2 separate regions of the Homo sapiens genome follow, and region 1 is linked to region 2. Evidence: chromatin contacts called from ENCODE Hi-C or POLR2A ChIA-PET data. All regions are on one chromosome and are shown on one strand. The core of a region is the stretch at or near the end of the contact, and the rest is flanking DNA. Distances in the headings are between cores, read along the strand shown.

What was found. Hi-C counts contacts between places; a loop is a spot of excess contacts on that map. ChIA-PET counts read pairs that join two places held with the same protein, here RNA polymerase II (POLR2A). Pooled maps may share reads with other maps.
Region 1: a loop to region 2 is called in a pooled map, with 2.7 times the contacts of the local background. The contact joins two enhancer-like sites. A Hi-C loop is called at or near these places in 2 of 50 pooled maps. POLR2A ChIA-PET finds 5 or more read pairs at or near these places in 2 of 52 experiments (Panc1 and naive thymus-derived CD4-positive, alpha-beta T cell).

The regions. Positions count from the first base shown.
Region 1 is chrX:119,635,148-119,638,962 of GRCh38, reverse strand. It overlaps SEPTIN6 (septin 6), which reads left to right. Exons shown (of 11, transcript NM_145799.4): 7 at 1,768-1,936. Among named protein-coding and RNA genes, the nearest start is that of MIR766, 9.8 kb to the left of the region's middle. RefSeq lists an enhancer at 152-271. Within about 2 kb of position 2,427, at least 3 of the 41 ENCODE cell types and tissues checked have a DNase peak (open chromatin) inside an H3K27ac peak, as active enhancers do.
Region 2 is chrX:119,547,821-119,551,069 of GRCh38, reverse strand. All of the region lies in intron 2 of STEEP1 (STING1 ER exit protein 1), which reads left to right. Among named protein-coding and RNA genes, the nearest start is that of STEEP1, 16 kb to the left of the region's middle. Within about 2 kb of position 1,554, at least 2 of the 41 ENCODE cell types and tissues checked have a DNase peak (open chromatin) inside an H3K27ac peak, as active enhancers do.

The DNA.
Region 1 (3,815 bases), core at 1,178-3,677, 87 kb before region 2:
GACATGGTTCCAATGACTTATTTCATCTGATGTGGACTACTCTGAACCTAAACAGAAAAGGGGGTTTTGAAAGTTTTTCTTGTAAGTCTAAGTTGACTGTTCCGCTTGAATGAGGAAGAAGTTGTATATTGCTCAGGCAGCCTGCAGGGCCCTCGGAGGCACTCCTTCTGACTCACCATTAGAGATCACTGTCCAGAGATGGAGGAGGAGATGGCATATAGCATAGTCCTGAGAAGTTGTCTTACTGATGTCATCTTTAATATTAGCCTGTGTTCTATGACAGCAGGGGGCTTTATTCCTAATTCAGTGGGTCTTAAGCAGAGGGATTATGTGAGCTGATTCGGGCTTTGGAAAGATTAATGACCACAAGGTAGTCTGCTTCAACTATGGCTGACCCACTTATCCCAGACCCTTCTCTGCCCTCACTACCCTCTTCCAGACCCTGCAAGACAGAATCTGGGGTGATTGCCTGTTCACTTCAGACACCATTTTTCCTACTTGTTCAGGGCAAATACCACCATCCGACACAGTGAAGCCATACCTGTAGCCACCTTGACAAAGTGCTCCTCGTGACCTGGTCCAGCCAGAAATCGATTTTGCTATGACTTGGTCCACATCTGTCATTCTTGACCACTGCCCCAAATTGCAGACCTTTGCTTGCACTCTTTTGAGGAGGGGACTTGTTCACACAGGCCAGAAAGTGGGGTCCCCTTGCTCCTAGTCACCACTGCTACTGTCAGGCCATTATCTACCTTCTAAAGAAACCACCTCCTTGGAAGCTTCTACCATCCAGGTGGGCCATGCCTGCGGTCCACACCCCTCCTTGTCACTGTCATCTATCAATATCCTAGTTCTTTCCCCTTATTCTTTGGAGACTTTGTCACCTCCCCTACATTGCCTGGGTTTGAACCCTAATTCTGCAACTTACTAGCTACATAACCTTGCCTAGCCTCATTGACACTTTGCAAACACCATTCCCTTCTCTGGCTGATAAATTGCTATTCTTCCTTCCAGAGTCATCTTAGAGATTTTCTCTTCGGTGAAGTCTTCACTTTCCCAGGAGTTCTTAGGTTCCCCTCTTCTGAGCTTTATTGCAACTTGGCTATCCCTCTATTTTTGTAGTTGTGCACTGAATTGTATTTGTCTATTTGTATCTATTCTTCCTCTAAACTATAAGCTCCTGAGAGCAAGATTCCATCACTTCGTTTCTGAATTCCCAGTGCCTCACACAATACTGGGAACAGAGATTCCACAAATATTGATTGGATGGATGGATGGATGGATGGATGGATGGATGGATGGATGGATAGATAGATGGATGGATGAGTGGATGGATGGATGGATAGATGGATGGATGGATGGATGGATGAGTGGATGGATGGATGGATGGATGGATGGATGGATAGATGGATGGATGGATGAGTGGATGGATGGATGGATGGATGGACAGATGCATATATGCTGTTGTCCTACAAGTGGTGCAGACCAAACATTCTTTTGAGGGTTCTGACTGCTGAATTTAGATTGTGGTGCTACTGACTGTCTTAATAAGTATTTTTATGATATCACAGTTTTTCATTACTGGCATTTTTGTAACCTTTCATTTACATTTTCAGTAGAAAAGAGAGGAGGTAAATTTGCAGGATCTAAATACACAGATTGCAAGGCAACGTCACTGTTAGACATTTTGCCTCTCGTTTCATCCATTTCTGCTTCTGCTGGCCTTCCTTTCAACATACTTTCAATACCCCAAATCCTGCTATGCAGTTGAAAACGAGGCCCACTGCGACTTTGTGAAGCTGCGGGAGATGCTGATTCGGGTCAACATGGAGGATCTGCGGGAGCAGACCCACACCCGGCACTATGAGCTGTATCGCCGCTGTAAGCTGGAGGAGATGGGCTTCAAGGACACCGACCCTGACAGCAAACCCTTCAGGTACCGCTCCTGCCAGCCCAGCCCAGCCCAGCCCAGCTCAGCTCAGCCCACTCAGGTGGTGTGGAAGCCTTCCCCTGGAGAATTCACAGGGGAGGCGAGACACGGGTGCTAAGACCTCAAGGAGCAGGGGCGACTCACTTGCCAGTTCTGCTTGCCTGTTCACCCTTTGCCTCTGCACACCTGCCAGGAGAGCTGTGGGGAGCAGGCTTGGGAAGTACCGCCGCCTTGCTTTTAAGGGCAAGGGAAGGGAGGATGCCCAGAGGACCAGCAAGGCTGATCACCACACACACATGCACGCATCCATGACAGCTCCAAGCAGCTGCGCTGGGGGGAATCCCCAAGCTGGGGCCCTGTTCCACGAGGTGGCAGTTGGTAACTGTCCTCTGCCCCTCTTTCTTCATCAGGCTCCTGGCGCTCAGACAGGTTTCTAGTCTGTTCTTTACCCATTTCCCCATTCTCAAACCCAGATAGGACCAGGTAGCATGCCCTTGCCATGCATCGATGAACTGCAGGCTCTCCAATTGCTGTCCTTAGTGTCTGCATTCAAGTGCAAGTTCTGTTTTGACCGCAGGATGTTGATCATCACTGCCATATTTCTTAAATCAGAATGCTTTTAGAGAAGGGGAATGTTTTTGAAAGCAGGTTATTATGCAGAGAGGAGTAATGCGCCAAGTAGAAGTGTCTGATCTATATGCGTGATGTGTGAAATAAGCCCCACAGTTGAAATTACCACGTGGTGCCCTTTATGGTGGTCAGGCATTAATAAGCAAGTGAGGGAGATGTCTACCAGTTAAAAAGGCTTTCAAAGAGCCTCTGAGATCTTACTCTACCTGTGCACAGCCTAAAGCTGGCCTGGAGTCAGAGCCTAACCAGTCCCTTGGGGATATTTGCTTCAGGAGGGACAGGCTCATGCCCTATATACTGACAGGTGGGGCTGGGGGAAGCCATGCTTGTCTTTTTCTGGTGGGAGCTCCCTGGCTGTCTTCCCCACCTGCAGCTTTCATCTGCATTTGTAGAGGAGTAGGTGTGCCTCCACCTGGTCATTTTGTCTCCTTCCCTCCTCCTTCACTCCATCCTGAATACCTCTGTTTCCTGTGTCTTCGCCTTCTTCACTCCTTCTCTGCCAGCTCCTTCCCATGCTGCATGTAAGCATTCTTGTGCTGAAGAAACTCTCCCTTAACCCTGCTCTTTCTTACCAGCCTCTGTCCTGTCAAGAAGTCCTTGACAGGATGAGGAGAAAGAGTTGTTCTATGTTTACTGGTTCCTCTTCCCCATCTCTCATTCATTCCTCAATCCACTGCAGTCTGGCTTCTGTCCCCAGCATAACCACTCAAATGCCTCTCTCCAAGGCCAGGAATCGCAGACTTGTGGCCAAGTTCAATGTGGCCTTTGGTTTCCATCTTATTTGATATCAACGCAGCACTTTATGCCATTCCCCACTGCCTCCTTGAAATGCTCTCTGCCTTTGGCTTTTCTAGCACTGGCCTGGCTGATTCTATTCCTATCTCTCCTACTATTTCTTCTCAGCCTCCTTTGCAGGCTCGTTTTCTTCACCTTACTCCTTTAAATGTTGATATACCCCCCGGGATTCTTTCCTAGAGCCTCTGCTCCTTTCACTTTCTGTTCTCTTTGCAGCTGGTTCTTTCTACTCTCACAGCCCTAATTACCACCTAGAAGTAGATGGTTCCCAAGCTAGTCTTACTTCTGAGGTCTAAACCCATTAATCCAACTGCATCCTGGATGTCCACTCAGACATCCCATAGAGGACCTCCCCGAAAATCAAGCTCTGTACAAATTCATCTTCTGCCCTCTTAAGCATGTGTCTCCAACATTCCCTGTTGCCATTCATGATACCACCATCCACCTGGTTGCCCAAGGA
Region 2 (3,249 bases), core at 305-2,804:
TTTTTTGATGATATTCTTTGAAGCACACAAGTTTTAAATTTTTATCATCCCATATATCTGATTTTTTTCTTCCATTGCTTGTGCTTTAGGCATCATATCTAAGAAATGGCCAGGCGTGGTGGCTCATGCTTGTAATCCTAGCACTTTGGGAGGCCGAGGTGGGTGAATCATTTGAGGCCAGGAGTTTGAAACTAGCCTGGCCAACATGGCGAAACCCCATGTCTACTAAAAACACAAAAATTAACCATATGTGGTGGTGCACACCTGTAGTCTCAGCTGCTCGGGGCTGAGGTAGGAGAGAATCGCTTGAACCTGGTAGGTGGAGTTTGTAGTGAGCCAGCCAAGATCGTGCCACTGTACTCCAGACTGGGTGACACAGCCCGAATCTGTTTCAAAAATAAAAGAAGAAATGTTTGCCTAATCCAAGCATATGAAGATTTGCAGCTATGTTTTCTTCCAAGAGTTTTATAATTTTACTTCTTACATTTAGGTCTTTCATTCATTTTGAGTTAATTTTTGTATATAGCATGAGGTAGGGGGCTAAATTCATCCTTTTGCATGTGGCTATCTAGTTTTCCCAGGACCTTTTGTTAAAAAGACTGAGTTTTTCCCCCTTAATGGTCTTGGCACCCTTGTTGAAAATCAGTTAACCATATATGTATGGGTTTATTTTAGACTCTCAGTTCTATTCCATTGACCTGTATGTCTGTCCTTATACCAGTATCACCCTGTCTTTATTACTATAGCTTTTTAGTCAATTTTGAAATTGGGAAGTGTGAGTTCTCCAACTTTGTTCTTGTTTTTTCAAGATTGCTTTGGCTCTACTGGATTTCTTCCAATTGCATATTAATTTTAGGATCAGCTTAAATTTCTGTGAAAAAGCCAGCTGGGATTTTGAAAGGGATTGTGTTGAATCTGGAAATTCATTCGAGGAATATTGCCACCTTAACAATATTAAGTCTTCCAATCCATGAACATCAAAATGTGTTTACATTTATTTAGGTCTTCTTTAATTTCTTTTGGTAATACTTTTTAGTTTTCAGTGGACATTTCTTGCACTTCTTTTGTTAAATTTATTCTAGGTGTTGAATAGAAGTAGTGAGAGTGGCATCTTTATCTTGTTCCTGATTTTAGGGGGAAAGCTTTCAGTCTTTCACTATTAAGTATGATGTTAGTTTATGTGGTGCTATGATTTGAATGTGTTCCCCAAAAGTTCATGTGTTGGAAACAATCTGTCTGCCCTATGAATGGATTAATGAGGCTCTGCTCTTATGCATGGATTAACGTTGCTGTCATGTGAGTAGGTCTGTTATTGCAGGAGCGGCTTTGTTTTAAAATCGAGCTTTCTCATACTTACTTGCCCTTCTGCCGTGTTATGATGCAGCACGAAGGCCCTTGCCCAATGCCGGAGCCATGCTCTTATGCTTCCCAGCTTTCAGAACTGTGAGAAATCAATCTCTTTTATTTATAAATTATCCAGTCTGTGGTATTATGTTACAGTAACAGAAAATGCACTAAGACGTGGGTAAACAGATGGGGGTTTTTCAGAGATGCCCTTTATTAGGTAGAGGAAGTTCCCTTCTATTCTTAGTATATTGAAGGGGTTTTGACTTTTGTCAAGTGCTTTTTCTATGTGTCTATTGAAATGATTATGTTTTTCTCTTTCCTTCTATCAATATGATGTGTTAATTTTTTTAGCTTTATTGAGGTATAATTGACAAAAATTGTATATGTTTAAGGGATACAGCTTGATATTTTGATATACATATACACTGTGAAATGATCACCACAATTAAGCTCATTAATGTATCTATCACCTCACAGTTACCATTTTCTTTGTGTGTGTAGGTAGTGAGGATACTTAACAAATTTAGAATGTACAATACAGTATTGTTAACTATAGTTATGATGCTGTACATTAGATCTCCAAAACTTACTCATCTTGCGCAACAGAAACTTTATATCCATTGGACAACAACCTCCCATTTCCTCCACCTTCAGCCCCTGGCAATCACCATTCTACTCTCTGCTTCTATGAGTTTGACTATTTTGGATTCCACAAACAAGTGAGATCATGTAGTATTTGTCTTTCTGTGTTTGGCTTATTTCATTTAGCATAATGTCCTCCAAGTCCATCCATATTATCACAAATGGCAGGATTTCCTTCTTTTCATAAGGCTGAATAATGTTCTGTTGTGTGTGCATGTGTGCGTGCGTGCCACCTTTTCTTTATCCATTTAGCCATTGATAGACATTTAGGTTGCTTCCATATCTTGGCTGTTGTGAATAATGCTGCAATGAGCATGAGAGTGCACATATCTCTTTGAGATACTGAACTCATTTCCTTTGGATATATACCAAGAAGTGGGATTGCTGGATCATAGGGTAGTTCTATAATTTTCTGAGGAATCTCCCATACTGTGTTCCATAATGGCTGTACTAATTTACATTTTCACTAGCAGTATATAAGGGTTCCCTTTTCTCCACATCCTCCCTAACATTTAATTTTTGTCTTTTTTTTTTTTTTTTTTTTTTTTGAGACAGAGTCTTACTCTGTCACCAGGCTGGAGTGCAGTGGTGCAATCTCGGTTCACTGCAACCTCTACCTCCCGGGTTCAAGTGATTCCCCTGCCTCATCCTCCCTAGTAGCTGGGACTACAGGCGCATGCCACCATGCCTGGCTAATTTTTTGTATCTTAGTAGAGATGGGGTTTCACCATGTTGGCCAGGATGGTCTCGATCTCCTGACCTTCGTGATCCGCCTGCCTCGGCCTCCCACAGTGCTGGGATTACAGGCGTGAGCCACTGCACCTAGCCTTGTCTTTTTGATAACAGCCATTCTAACTGGAATGAGAGGATATCTCATTATGGTTTTTTTGTTTGTTTGTTTGTTTGTTTGAGACAGGGTCTTGCTCTGTTGTCCAGGCTGGAGTGCAGTGACGCAATCTTGGCTCACTGCAACCTCTGCCTCCCAGGTTCAAGCGATTCTCCTGTGTCAGCCTCCCAAGTAGCTGGGATTACAGGCATGTGTCACAACACCCAGCTAATTTTTGTATTTTTAGTAGAGATGGGGTTTTACCATGTTGGCCAGGCTGGTCTTGAACTGCTGGCCTCAAGTAATCTGCCCGCCTCGGCCTCCCAAAGTGCTGGCATTACAGGTATGAGCTACCACGTCCGGCCCTCATTATGGTATTGATTTGCATTTCCCTGATGATTAGTCTTTTCATATACCTGTTGGCCATTTGTATG